Regions from separate parts of the Homo sapiens genome. Here region 1 is linked to region 2. Evidence: chromatin contacts called from ENCODE Hi-C or POLR2A ChIA-PET data. All regions are on one chromosome and are shown on one strand. The core of a region is the stretch at or near the end of the contact, and the rest is flanking DNA. Distances in the headings are between cores, read along the strand shown.

Evidence for each region. A loop is a pair of places that touch in the nucleus more often than their neighbours do. ChIA-PET counts read pairs that join two places held with the same protein, here RNA polymerase II (POLR2A). Pooled maps may share reads with other maps.
Region 1: a loop to region 2 is called in a pooled map, with 2.7 times the contacts of the local background. The contact joins two enhancer-like sites. A Hi-C loop is called at or near these places in 2 of 168 maps with a recorded cell type or tissue (PC-9 and Right ventricle myocardium superior) and 11 of 50 pooled maps. POLR2A ChIA-PET finds 5 or more read pairs at or near these places in 2 of 52 experiments (BJ and activated T-cell).

The regions. Positions count from the first base shown.
Region 1 is chr3:17,020,267-17,027,592 of GRCh38, reverse strand. The region is part of intron 3 of PLCL2 (phospholipase C like 2); the gene reads right to left. Among named protein-coding and RNA genes, the nearest start is that of PLCL2-AS1, 31 kb to the left of the region's middle. RefSeq lists enhancers at 4,194-4,273, 4,344-4,563. Within about 2 kb of position 4,457, at least 3 of the 41 ENCODE cell types and tissues checked have a DNase peak (open chromatin) inside an H3K27ac peak, as active enhancers do.
Region 2 is chr3:16,284,786-16,292,009 of GRCh38, reverse strand. It overlaps OXNAD1 (oxidoreductase NAD binding domain containing 1), which reads right to left. Exons shown (of 9, transcript NM_138381.5): 5 at 5,562-5,668. Among named protein-coding and RNA genes, the nearest start is that of OXNAD1, 23 kb to the right of the region's middle. RefSeq lists a silencer at 5,610-5,749. Within about 2 kb of position 5,694, at least 5 of the 41 ENCODE cell types and tissues checked have a DNase peak (open chromatin) inside an H3K27ac peak, as active enhancers do.

The DNA of each region.
Region 1 (7,326 bases), core at 3,208-5,707, 740 kb before region 2:
TGACTTTGAAAATCACTGTATCAAAATACCCTAAGGACTTTTACCCAATCCACTTTTGGAAGTGTTGGCAAATTTGTTCTGTACAGAGCCAGACAGTAAACATTGTAGGCTGCTAGGCTTAGGCTTAGTTTCTGTCGCAACTACCCTACTCAACTTTGCCACTGTAGTGAGAAAGCAGTCATTGATAGTATTTAATGGAGGTGGTTGTTCTCCAAAAACACTTCATTTATGGAGAGCAAAATTTGAAGTTCATATGACTTTCATATCACAAGATATTATTTTTTATTTTTCCAATAAATTAAAAATGTAAAAACCATTCTCAGCTTTCAGACTATACAGAAACATGTGTTTCTCAGCTCCTCCTCTAAAATGTTACATGATGCATCACTTGGTAAAACTGGACTCAAAGTACTTGAGATAATATAGTTTGATATGCGACATGCACTTTTTAGGAAAGAACATGAAAAATCAAGTGTAGTTGGTATTTTAAAAGAATAAACACATATTACGATATATGTTGGACAAAAAATTTTGGCTATGGAGAATTCTAACGTTTAACAATAAAGACAGGGCTTAGTTTTAGGAAAACAGCTTAAAATTCGTACCATCCCAGTTATATTTAGCTAAATAATGAAATAGCTGTTTCTATTCACAAAGATAGAATTTATTTTGTTTTGTTTTTTTTTCTAATACAAGATAAACGATCTATTTATTTATTTATTTTTTGAGACAGGGTCTCAGTCTGTCACCCAGACTGGAGTGTAGTGGTGTGATCTCAGCTCACTGCAACCTCTGCCTCCTGGGTTCAAGTGATCCTCCCACCTCAGCCTCCTGAGCAGCTGGGACTAAAGGCATGCACCATCATGCCTGGCTAATTTGTGAATTTTAGTAGAGATGGGGTTTCACCATGTCGGCCAGGCTGGTCTCAAACTCCTAGATTAAGTCTGCCTCGGCCTCCCAAAGTGCTGGGATTACAGCATGAGTAATCTGTCCCAGATAAGTGATTTAAAAGCTAAAGTTATTTCATGCCGCAGAATTACATAAATGATGGTATGGCCCCATCTGATGTCTGTCCAGTGTCAGAATATAACTACAAAGAAAACTAGAATGATCAACATTGATTTCAAAGAAAATATCTGAATTAAATATTTCTGTAGGTAGATGAATAATCTCACATAAAATCTCCATATAAAAATCCCTAACATTTAGCCCTAAACATCTGACTAATACTAATGTGGTAGGGAAACAAATGTTTTAAACTCCTTAACATGTTAGTTTTCAGCTAATTGGTAATTAAGCTTGTAGAGTTAAACTTGACTCTTAACACATCATGTTGTCTACCCACTGTGTGAGAGTAATTTTCTTATGGCTCAGAATTTTAAATGCCCTAATTAAGTTAGAAAAGGCTTAAAACCATTATTAAATGCTATTTTTATTCCTGATAAATTCGTCTGGTAGTAAAATCAGCTTACTGGTATTAAAAGTGGTTATTTTGGTGGGGTGAGTGGCATTAATTATTTCACAGCAATCTGGGGGAATAGAAGTGAAGAGAATGAAAAACAGGAGCTGTTAAATAAACTAACGAGTGACAGTTCCCACAGTCCCCACTGACAGAGCAGTTACTGTGCAGAAGGGACTCACCCTCCAGACACGTGCGCTGCTCTGAGAGGTTTGGTGAGGGTGACGGTGAGTCTTCCCACTCATGTGAAAATGAGAGGCAATGCTGAATTGTATCTCTTATGAACATGAGGTCAAATGTAACGTAACAACAAAATATGAGCTTCAAAGCTTATGAAATGTCAAACTTTATTTATAGAAATACATCAGCTGTGGAGAAAAATCATTACCTCATTATTCAGAAGGTTGTGAAGAAACACCTTAGAATTTTTTTCCAGCTCATGACCAGGGACATAACAGACAGAAAAAAGGGTCAGAAATTAGCACACCTTACTGCCAGAAGGTGGCCCAAGTAGGTGTCAACAATCACATTTACAAAACAATTCTGAAATATCTGATTTCTCATATAAACTGGTTATTTCAATAGCTTCATTTTATAAAGTATATTCCATCCAAATTATTCCATTTTTTCTTATAAAATGTGATTGTACATCCCAAAAGCTCATGTCCACAAATATAGAGCAGCTCATCATGGCACTTACAAACAAACCCATGTCTCACCACTAACAATTTGATTGAAGTGACTGATATAACTTCAGTCTTCCCAACTCAACTCCACTGGACATGTAACACTGACAAATTTCTCCATAAAAAAGTATATACCTCTCTAAACTACATAAGAATGGGTGGCAATAGATTGAATTAATTCCTGAAGAATGGATCTTGCATTTATAGAGCCAAGGAAGGATATCAAGAACATAAGGATTCTAAACAATAAAATTATATTATCACTGCAACTTTACACACTTTCTAAACTCTAACCTGAATATGTTCCATCTTCATTCACAGGTGCAGTGAACAACCACGACAGGCTTCACATCATCCTACCTGGTCAGAAGTTGCCACCATTAGGACAACTAATTAAATTCAACAGTAAAGGTGTATATCCCGTGCCCTCCAATAGGGTGTGGCTCAAGGAGTACTTGGGGTTTCAAACGGGGCCCACACTCATGAAGCGCCCAGGTTTCTATCACTAGTCTCCATAAACATATGGATGAAGATGAACACATCTGTTTTTCTTTCAAAGTAGCCAGCACAAGCTGGCACAGCCGCCTCTGTGCCCACAGCACAGATTGAAGGATCAAGGAGCAACATGGGTCTCCTCTGGGTCCCAAGTAATAGGGAGCAGGAGGCTCCCAGCTCAAAGGGAGAAGGAGGCTGAATGCATTAATGAGCTATGAGTCACATGTTCTAGGTCAGCTAGTCTTCATTTTCGTCAATCTGAAAAGATTTGGAACTCACAAACTGCATAAAGACATACAAATTACCACACATGGAAAGCCAATTAAGCTCTTTGTTTCTTTGATCATTGCTTTTCTGTTTGAATTTCCACAAAGAGGACAATCACAATCCACAAAACTGAATGTAGAGACAATACTATTCTGTGCATACTACAAAAATAATTACACAATTTAAGATACTGCACAGATCCTAGATGCTATAAAAACTTTTTTTAAAAAGGGCTTTATACTATTGCCAGTAGTGTTTGATGCACGTTTCAACAGTAAATAAAAAATCTTGATGCTGGAAAGATTCAATTGCTAGAAGAAAATAGACATGAAGTGTATGTTCTTAAAGATATTCCTCTCACACTTCACCCTCCTTTTTCTCTCTCTTGGCAATTATTAGGCTTAACTCAAATTCTTCATCAATCTCAACACACCAAAGGGATGCCACTTTTCCAGGATGCTCTACGAAAAAATGTTATTCACCTAACAAAAATAGTCAAGGTAACAGAGCAATTTGGCTCCACTGTTCTTGATGATCACAATATAATCCTTCCAGCTGGCTTAGTTCTTAAAGTTATCACATCATACTTCTAACTCTACCTCTTGGACCCTCCCAGAAATACCTAGGCCTTTCTCTGGGAGATATTTCAGGAAGAATGTCTTTAAGGCAAACCAGAGGATGAACTGCAGCAGAGAGGGAAAGGCTGCAGGCTGGGTGGCTTCAACAGTCTCACAAGTGTGATGGGGATGGTGTCAATAAGTTATTTCTTTTCACAGATGCTGCCATAGTTAATGAATCATGTTTTCCCTGGAGCTTTCCACCTATTCAAAGGACAAGTTTCAGAGCTTGGATGAGGAGCAACTATCTTATGAACACAGAGACATTTGTCAGTTTTAAAGGTCAAATTAGATTTTTGCTCAGGTTCCCACCAAAATGATAGACTTGAAAATCAGGATTTATCAAACTATGTTCTAAATTATTTCAACATATCGAGTGTATTAGTCTGTTTTCATGCTGCTGATAAAGACATACCCGAGACTGGGAATAAAAGGAGGATTAATATGACTTACAGTTCCACATGGCTGGGGAGGTCTCACAATCATGGCAGAAGGTGAAAGGCATTTCTTACATGGTGGTGGCAAGAGAGAATAAGAAAGAAGCAAAGTGGAAATCCCTGATAAACCCATCAGGTTTCATGAGACTTATTCACTATCACAAGAATAGCACAGGAAAGACTGGCCCCCATGATTCAACTACCTCCCCCTGGGTCCCTCCCACAACACGGGGGAATTCTGGGAGATACAATTCAAGTTGAGATTTGGGTGGGGACACAGCCAAACCATATCATGGGGAAACAACCCGTAGATCACAGAGTGTTATCCCCTAAGGTGGAGGAGACTTCCTTCCAAATACAAAGGTTGAGCCAAGGGAATTGCAGCTCTGAGGCAGGAGGAAAGGAGCTGGCTCTTGCAGCTTTCTTGACGAGAGAACAGAGAGGAGGAAATAACGCCTCTTGCAGTATTGAGTGACTCATGTTGGAGCTGGGAAATCCCCCCACTATGTACCCACCTCGAGGTGAATAGAAAGTGGAGGAGAGGATGGTGGCTTTAGATGTTTAGACATTCTTTGCCAAGAACACAAAAAGAAGGGTTTGCAACCACACCCTCTCCAAGCAACCACTGGCCACTTTGTGAAGGAAGAGGGGGAAAGAGAGAAAGTCAGAGAGACTGAGCATTTTACCTAAAGAGCTTAGCATTTACAGTCCAAAACGAATAACGTAATGAATGCAATAGATGAAGTTTACCAACAGAATTAAAATCCAGGGACATCTACCTCCCTCATAAGAGAGGTAAGAAAGTTACATTTTCTTTTTCACCTGGGATGAGTATGAAGCTTGAACTCAAACTCTGCCATACAGCATAAGGTGATTAAAGGCTCAACTAGAATTAGGGCCACAGAAATGAGAAGTCAGCCAGCATTGCCTCCTCCACTCAATTAAAGTTTATTTATTCAAAGTCTAGTAATGACAAAAAGTTTACTGAATAAATGGGGATAAGGAAGCTAAGTGCTTCCTCGCAGCTTTGGAAACTGCCAGTTGACCAAAAGAACTGTGTATATTATCTCCAGAGCACTAACAGAATTTTAAAGATACATAAAATCCTTTTCTTTCTTTCTTTCTTTTTTTTAAATTTCCTGTAAGGGTCCTTGACAGAGAGAAGAACTTAGCAAAGAACTTAGGAGGCACCTTCAGCCACTGCAGAAACACAGAGAAACTATCGAAAAAGTATCAAAAATAAGCCTTGAAGAAATTATACAGGAGCAAAATCCAATATTCGATGTGGAATTTGATGGGAACATAGGAAGTAACTCCTCTACTTTTGCATAGGAAGAAAAAAGACTACAGTACTTCGAATATCTTAGTTTTATAAAAAATGTAGTAGTATTCTTTTGCGTAAAGCATAGGTTTACAAAGAAGTTCCCTAACTTTTCTTGAGCTTTGGGTTTCAGATATATTCATATTTTCTACCAGATTCAGGGAACTAAAGTGTTTGAAAAATTAGCAATCTGCCTTTGCCCCTTTAAAAAACAATAAAAATGCTCTAAACAGAAAAGTAAAACCATGGAGACCCTATCAAATACATGGCCCTAAACCACTGCCCCCTAACAGTTCTCTAGGTGGTGATGGCTCAAATGAAATCTACCCAGGAACTGAAGTGATGCTAACAGCCGGGTCCCATTTCTCATTCACCAATAGGGCTGGATGGCACCCCAGCTCTTGTTTCCTTGCTTACTTTGCAATTTTAAATCAGACTGTTAGTATGTCAGATGACATAGTAGCTTGCTTAATAGCATTTATCATTTCTTGTCTGAGGACATCATCTGACAACATGTTGAAATCTATTAAAGTCATCCTCCCAGAGAGTTTAGAGATGGATATCCAACTTAATGGATAAAAGCTGCTCTGTGATGCTATGTGATTAAGTCTCTTTCAAGCAGACTGCCATCCCCTAAAGTGCTACTCTTTCCTCAACTGTTCCTTGCTTAGTATCTGGGGTGTGTGTGTGTGTGTGTGTGTGTGTGTGTGTGTGTAAGAATACTTTAAGAATATGTGTTCCTCAGTGGTTTCTGTGGAGACATGTTAAGCTAGAAAACTGGATCAGAAGGAAAATCTTACAATTACCACCACTTACATGCTTGAAGCACAATCTCCCAAAGGTTTCTCAATCTCCCAGCTCCCGATCACTGTGTGGTGGCCTGGTACTTCTCATCTGATAATACATGTGATGTTACCAGCACACTGTATCGTTTAAACATTTATTTTCACTTCCACTGGCTTGGTAACTTGAACCATTACAAAATGGCTCATCAATGGTTTTGATGATTTCAGAGAAACTGATTTTGGAAACATTGGCTGGACCTCTCCAGTCATCAGATTAAACAACAGCCTTTGGGTTTCAAATCATCACTCTGTAGGATGCATCTACCTTTCCCAAAACTCCCTTCCACCCTCCCTTCCTTCTTTCATTCATTTTTAGCTTATTCTTATCCCAAAGCACAATATTCCATCTGGTCTTTTTTCTACAGTTATAAAAGTTGGTAGTGTCGACAACTCTAATTAAAAGAAGCTTTTAATGACTGAGGCAGGAGAGTGATAAAAGAAGCCACAAAGGAGATGGGGATCAATAGTAACCTTATTACAGATCATCTCTGGCTTGGTCCAAACCAGCAGACTCCATTAATTATGAAGTGTGATTTATCTCTTCACTGAATTAAGAAGTAACAAGAAAAAGTATATGACACCATACCAACAACTTAACCCAGAATGTTCATGATGCTGCATGTCAACTGCCAACATTTCTGTGTAAGGAAAAAAACCTTCATTTCACATATTTTATTTAAATAACCTTGTTTTATTTAAGAAATATTTAAAGTCATGTGTTAGAAGAGACTACTCAGCAACTTAAATAAAAACACTCAGAGAGAGCAAATAATATCCTCCCAGACAAAGCATCTTGTTCTTCCCTTTAAAAAGTACTATTTTCTACTGGGGAAATGGATTCCTCAGAGTATGCTTTCTTAATTAAACCTGAAGGCAATTAAAATCAAGACTTTTGTGAAGTTGCAAAAAAAAATGACTGAAAAAATTAATTTCAAAGGGAAAGTACAGAGAATGGAACTGCAATGACAAGAATGAATTCACGTATAATCTCTGAACAGGTGGGGCTGCCCATTTGCTGTGTATGTGAACCACCGTACTGCCTGTAAGAGAGAGATGGGCTTCATTTTCTTTATTTTTTTCCTCTTCTCTCCTTTTTCCTCTCTACAACTTCAATTTAATTACAATGACTAAAGCATAGTCCATGACAGAAAAACTGCAGCAAAATTAACAAAAAACTTTAGAAAAGAACTTACTTTTTA
Region 2 (7,224 bases), core at 4,445-6,944:
ATAAGCACATGAAGAGATGTTCAACATCAATAGTCATTAGGGCAATGTAAGTCAAAATCATAATGAGCTGGCAGTTCACACCCACGTGGATGGCTATAATCAAAGAGACAAACAATAGTGTTAGGGTCTGGAGAAATTGGAACATTTATACATTGCTGGTGGGAATGTAAAATGGCACAGCCACTCTAGAAAACAATTTAATAGTGCCTGAAAATGTTAGTTAGTTAGCATATGACCCAACAATTCCATGCCTAGGTTTAGACCTAAGACAGGTGAAACTGTATGTTCACTCAAAAACTTGTACATGAATGTTCATGGCAGCATTATTCACAATAGCCCCAAAGTGGAAACAATGTAAATGTCCATCAGCTAATGAAGATATAAACAAAATGTGGCATATCCATACAATGGAATGAAGTACTGATACAGGCTACAACATAGATGAACCCTGAAATCATGTTAAGTGAAAGAAGCCAATCACAAAAAGACCACACACTGTATTGTATGATTCTGCTGGTATAAAATGTCTATAAGAGACAAATCCATAGAGACAAAATAGATTAGTGGTCATCTAAGCCGGGCAGGAGGATAGGGAATGAATAAGAATCATTACAGAGTTTCTTTCTGGGATAAAAATGTTCTAAATGTGATTGTGCTGATAGCTGCACAACTCTGTTAATATACTAAAACCTCTGAATTGTACACTTTAAATGTTTGAATTTTATATGAATATATCTCAACATAACAGTCTTTTTAAGTTTTAAAAAGTATGAAAAAAGGGTCAAGAAAAGCAACAAAAACTCTCCCACTAGTATTTGACAGACTTAATAGGCCGATATGGCCTCTGAGTTACACAAGTCTTAACGTTTCCTTCTTTTCTTCTAACCACATCCTGTAGTCTAGAACTCCTGGGTTTCAAGCTTTCAATAATTCTATGCCACAGAAACCCTTTTTTGGTGAGGATTCTAGGAAATGCAATAAACCTAGTCACATACCAAGAAAAATGTATTGGAACACAGAACCACAAAAAATTCTCATCCCCATATCTGGGAAACATAAACATCCAATCTAGGTGTTTCACAGCCATCACAAGAGCAAAAAGTATCATCCTTCCCCAGTTGCTTACCTACATACAGGCCTAAAAGAAAAGCAAAAGATGTTCTCTAATCTGATCTATGACCTTAAAAAAATATTCTCCTGCAGTCTATGGCCTTACATTTCCAGTCATTTATTATAAGTGTTTAAAAACCAGTTCTGGATTGGAAGTGCTCCAGAAAAGGTCTTTGGCCAACTTTAACCTATTTTCACTTGACTCTTTTCCATGAGTACTTTAACTTTCTTTTCATTTCTGACAAGATAAAAATTTAAAAGACTATCGTTAGCATTTGTTAACACAGTTGCTATATGCTATCACAGAGGAGGTATACAAAAATCTCCATTATTTCCATGTTTAAAAAATAAATACATTAATAAGCTACTTTTGCTGCTTCATCTCCTGAACTACAGTGCCCTCTGCTGCTCAATGCTGATGAAGGCCATTCTCTCAGTTGAATGAAAGGGAACCAACCCTCTTCTCTAGTAACTCTGGAAAGCTACCTTTGGAAAAAAAGGACTCCTTCATTAAAAAATACAGAAGAATTTAAGTTACATAAAAACTTCATCTGAATGGATTTAAGAAAATATGCACAATACATATTTCATAAAACATCTGTCCAAGAAAGAATTATACCTTAAACACACACCTTTAAAAATGTCCTTTGCAGGATGAGCACTCTTGGAGCCATGAGTTAAAGCCCTTACTATATACCCAATGAGTGAGTGTATGCAGAAGGAGCCTAGGTGCGCGGTGAAGCAGTGGATGTCCACATCCAACCATGACACACCAGGCAGCCAGGTCCTGTCCACAAAGGGAGCCCCAGTGCCAAGCACACAGCAGCTATACTATGAGATCCCAGAACTCTTTAGTCCTTGCCTACAGTTCTCAGAGCCCCTCACTCATTCACTTAATGCAAACATCTAAGAGAGCACCTGCCTACCATATACAGGCACTGTGGTACTTGCTGGAGGTACAAAGATGCACATATGTCTTAGTTGCTGCCCTCAATGAACCCACTCTAAGAGGAGGAAAATTAACAAATACATACAATTAAATGGGCAATGATAAAATCTGCTTAGCGTAGCGAGGCAAGGCAGAGGAAGGAGGAGTCAATTCTACCAGGAGTACAGGAATTAAGAAAGACTTCACAGAAGAGATGCCCTTTAAACAGTCTTAAAAGACACACAATGCTTACCAGATGAGTAATGGGGGAGGACACAGTTTGAAAAAGATGCCAAGGAATACAGTGCTATGTTATGTGCAGTCCTGTGAGAATCAGGGCTGCCACACATGCTTGTGTAGGTTGCAAGGATATTATCTATCTACAGTGTGGCAGCCCTGCTCAAGGGTAGGTATAAAGTCTTATTTCTCTAATCTTGCTCCTCCAGTGTTTCTTCTTGGTGTCCTCTTTCTCTCAGCAGGGCTCAAAGTTGCTTTCTAGCATCTAAACTTATGTTATCTTGTAGAAAGTCAGACACACTAGGACCAGGAATTCCCTCCACTCTGTGAAAATGCTTTGGCCTTACTTCCCCTCAGGAGGCAAGCTATACCCAGCCAAGTGTGGATTGAGTACTGACTGGGGCATCAGTGGTGACATGGTGGTGATAAGCCCCCACTCCTGCCTGGCCTGCCACTCTTCCAATCAACAGCTTCAGTGCAGGGAAACTGACCAAGGAGATAAGAATTGGAATCTGTCCCCTGGGCCTTATCAGCACATATGATCTAACTGAATGAAATACTTATTAGCAATAACAAAAGCTAAAATCAAACAAATGAAGTTAACAGTAGGCATTATGCTAAACACTTTAAATATCCCAAAACGTAGGAATACTACTGCTCCCTCTTTGAAGATATGAGAACTGAAGCCCAGACAAATAAGGAAACTGACCACATCACAGAGCTGGCTGGTAGAAAGCAAGCATGTGAGCTGAGCAGTCTCCAGGGCACTAGGCGACAATACACTGCTACCCACAGTAGCATAACCAATGCCAGAGGCAGGCAGTGAGCACCACAGCCAAATGTGAATCTAGAAACTCAGGGCAGCTGCACACTGTGTGAGGACCAGTGGTGGCATGCTCCAGACCCAAGAGTGAGTGCCAAGCTTTCCACCCCAAGGGAGGAGGAATTCTGGTCAAGGGCAGGCCTCACCAAGGAGCTAGCAAGTGGTAGGCCTACTAGTAAGATGAACCAAGAAGTTCAACCCTGCTCATGTGAGAGATGTTTTGAGGTGGTTCTGCCTTTGGCCTTTCTCTCGGGATTGGATTGCTACAGTTCTTGGAACTGGTTTATTGCTACAGGAACCAGCCCTCTCTGCAAGGCCCAGTAAGAATACAGTGTAGTGCAAAAAGAGCCCCTTGAGGCCTATATCTGATCTATGCTGAAGGTGTCTACATGGGGATCTGTGGCCAAAGCTCCAGCTAGTCACAGACAACATTCATTTATTTAGTTAGAGTTGTGCCTGGAACCTCATTCTCAGAGTTTGGTAGGTGTCAGAGGAAGCCACTGGTCAAAAATTCAGAGATGTGGAATCACGGCCCAATCTCTTACCCCAAAGATAAGCCCAACAGCAACCCTCTCCTTGATTTCTAGCAGCTCTCCAGTCTGATAATCCTACCTACACAAACTGCATGGCAGCCACATCCTCACTTCCTATCCCTAATCCTTGCCCTCTTCTCCAAAGTACCACATGGCTGTTACTACCAAGCTGATGGTCTGAGACAGCCTAGAGCACAAAGCCATTCAAGCAACAGCATGGAAGGGACAGACACCGCCAACCTCAGCAAAATGGCCATTCTGTGACCATAAGGTCAAATATCAAAAGGAACTCACAACCCCTAGAACCATAAATCAATGGTAAGGGTAAAATTTGTTGAAAGAGGAGGGCCCAGGGGCCTGGAATGAATGCTGATCAACACCTGGGAGGGAAAGCGTCACACACTACCAGCCAGTGATCCTTACCCGCCAAGTCCGACCTCCGAAGAAGTCTGACAGGCACATACGAAAACCAGGCCTAAATTCAGTGAAATGGCCAAATCCATTCATTGGGATGGTATACATGACACCAATCCCAAATCATTTCATCTTGAGAATCACAGTAGGACTCTATTTCTACAAATATCACTAGGGAATGAGGACATTTTCTTATCAGGTAACTGAGGTTAGCAAGTGCATTACACTTGCAGGCACACCACGGTGGCAGCACAATAACCAATGCACAGGCTTTTCCTAACCAGGAGGCTGGGTCTGAGTCTTGGCAGGATTCAGAGTTGAAGGCACGGAGACAGTGCTTTGCACAGGACACAAACATTTCCACAGAAAGGAAATATGGAAAACAGATCATTACAATTAAAGTTTCCACTTTTCAATATAATGACTGCTAAACCATTTTTGAAGGGTAAATATGTTGCCCGCCCCCTAAAACAGGCAAAATGCATTTAATGTGTATCATCGAACATGTGCAAAGATTGCAGTAAATTGCTTCACAAACCCAAATTATTGCAATCAGCATCTTGTTTTCTAGTTCTAAATTCAAAGGCAAACTATTAACACACAAGACTGCTAACTCTTGCTATTATCACACTTGCTATTATCACACATCCTCCTTCTAACAAAACCACATTTCCAGATGGACTGCCAAAATTAGTCAAGTGACTCCTAAGAAACACTATCAAGACTGACATGCCAGAAATCCATTTAGAAATGAATGCTTTATTAAAATAAAGGACACACACACCCAAACACACCTTTCCTAGGGAAATTCAAGTTGCTTTCCTTACAATTGAACTTGAATTGAAGCTCAGGGAGGCCCCATTCGGAGGAAATGTTACCCAGTCAGCATGCTGATCAGTCCCGAGTCAAATGGGACAGACTTATGATTTGTGTGGGGGTTCTGGGGAGCTGGGCCTGACTGGGGAATCCTGATAACAAATTAGGCAAAGTATTTAAATTCAACCCAAATAAGGTACATATGATAGACAAATTCAGTCAAGAGGGTAGTGAGCCCTGTGATGACATCACTAGTTCCTCTTCTCTTCAGGATACTTTGTTTACTCTGCATTGGACACGAAGAAGACTACTTTTAAAAAACCTATGAATCTCCTGCAACACGTAACTCAAGGAGATTAGATTACTGAAGTGCATTCTGTTAGCAACCATTCCTGAAGAGTCTAATTATCAGAGCTGTCAGTTCCATGGGCCAGAACTAGCTTTGTTTGAATGTGGAAAACACAAGACAGCAATTTTCATATACGACTGAGGGAGCCACGGGCTCAAAACCCAAGTGGGCTCTGAGGCCAGAAAAGGAATCAGATCCTCTGTGCCAACAAAGGCTCACCCTGAGCAGATATGATTTAGAATTCCTCTTCCTCAAGGGAATGGCTAGCCTTTTCCAGGAGAAAAAATAATACCTTCTATCTGATGGCACCTTCTTGAACATACATACATGGAACACAGAAAAGTCACTTACCACTGGCCAGCTTTAAAGGAAAAGTCTTGATCAGCAACAAGCAAGCGGAGGCTCTTCACTGACGGTGACTCACTGGCAGCTCCACACACCTTAGCTGCTGACACAATCTAAAACCAAAAGATGAACTGTGGCTGAGGTTAGTGCGTACACAGCACAAGGGACAAATGGTGGCATCCTGAGAACTAAGGTTTTTGAAACCTACAAAGATGTGGTTTTTGAAAATTGCCAAACAAGGTAAAACACACTTTGCTTTAGTTCAGCCTACCACCATGTGAATACATTTTAATTAACTTTTTTTTGAGAGACTTGCTATCATACTAATTTAATTTTATCCTACATTCAAAAATCATCTATTCAAGGGATCTTTTAACCGGCATTTATCTGATGAGTATCCACAATGTGCTGTGCACTGGGCTAGGCACTCTGGGAAGAGCTCAGGGAATTGGAACTCTGTAAACAAGCCAGGGTCTTATCAAGGAGCTGCCGTTAAATTCTCCATCAGCACTGGGCAAAGTGAGGCCCACTCTTGCTTCTGGGGGTGTAAGGAGCCCACAAAGAGCTAATTTCAGAAATCAAAAGCAGGCACTTAGAAACTTTTAACAATTTCACAGAACAATCTTGTGCCTATTGAGTCTAGTAACAGAAAACAAAATGGGTTTGCATTCTTCATGTCTTTGTTTTTAATTAATTTTCAAATTCATTTTTTATCACACGATATTTTATAAAATGGAAACAGATCACAATCTTAACAATAAAAAGAGCCCTTCCCTACAGATAATTTGAGAAGCACTATTTTTACATGATGTATCTGATTTCTGGAAAGCCTTGAATAGGTTTGACTCGGGAGCTATGCAGGTATGTGCCATTCATGGCTCAACACCCCTCAAATTCAAAAGGTATCTATTTCCTTTATTCTTTCATCTGCTTTGTGTTTCTTTGTCCTGTAAGCCTGGGACATCTTCACAAGCAAAGAAAAAAGACAACATGACTCTTTCCTTCCTCAACCTTCTATGTCTGTTCATCTTTACTTGTGGCAGCAAATCAGCAACTAACCAAAATATAGCCCTCTCCTTGGAAAGTGTGACCTTCACAGCTCCACCAAAGGGTGCTTTGGAAATCTGTCAAGGTCAATGAACGTCCCATCCTAATGCTAGCTCATGCAGGCCCTCTACTCCAATAGGACTACTAAATCTCATCAAACTATTAGTGGAGACCATTTTCAAAAATCCACTGGATAATTCTCATGATGGATGGTGGTCTCTCTCACCACCTCAAAGTATCTTCTAGTATTATCTACCTTTCTCTCCCTCCTGCAAAATACCTAACCTTTCTTTCTCCATATTTTTGTCAACCCTCTCTTGCTCCTCTCCTAAAAATCAACTGGGGTAATTTTCCATTACTGACCCTCTACCTGCACTCTTGGTCCTAGTCCTGCCTACTCTCTCAGAAACACTGCTCCATCAGCAACCACCAGCCCTTTCCTTCATGTTCAATTTTCCTCCCTTTAGTACATTCCTGTTTCATCAAAGATTACATCTAATGCCATTTGCAATTCAAAGCAATTCAGCAACAAAATAAAGTAAGCAGCAGAATATGGCTGTTAACAGCATGGGCTCTGCAGCTGGACTGCCTGGTATTTAGTCCTGGCTCTACCGCTTACCAG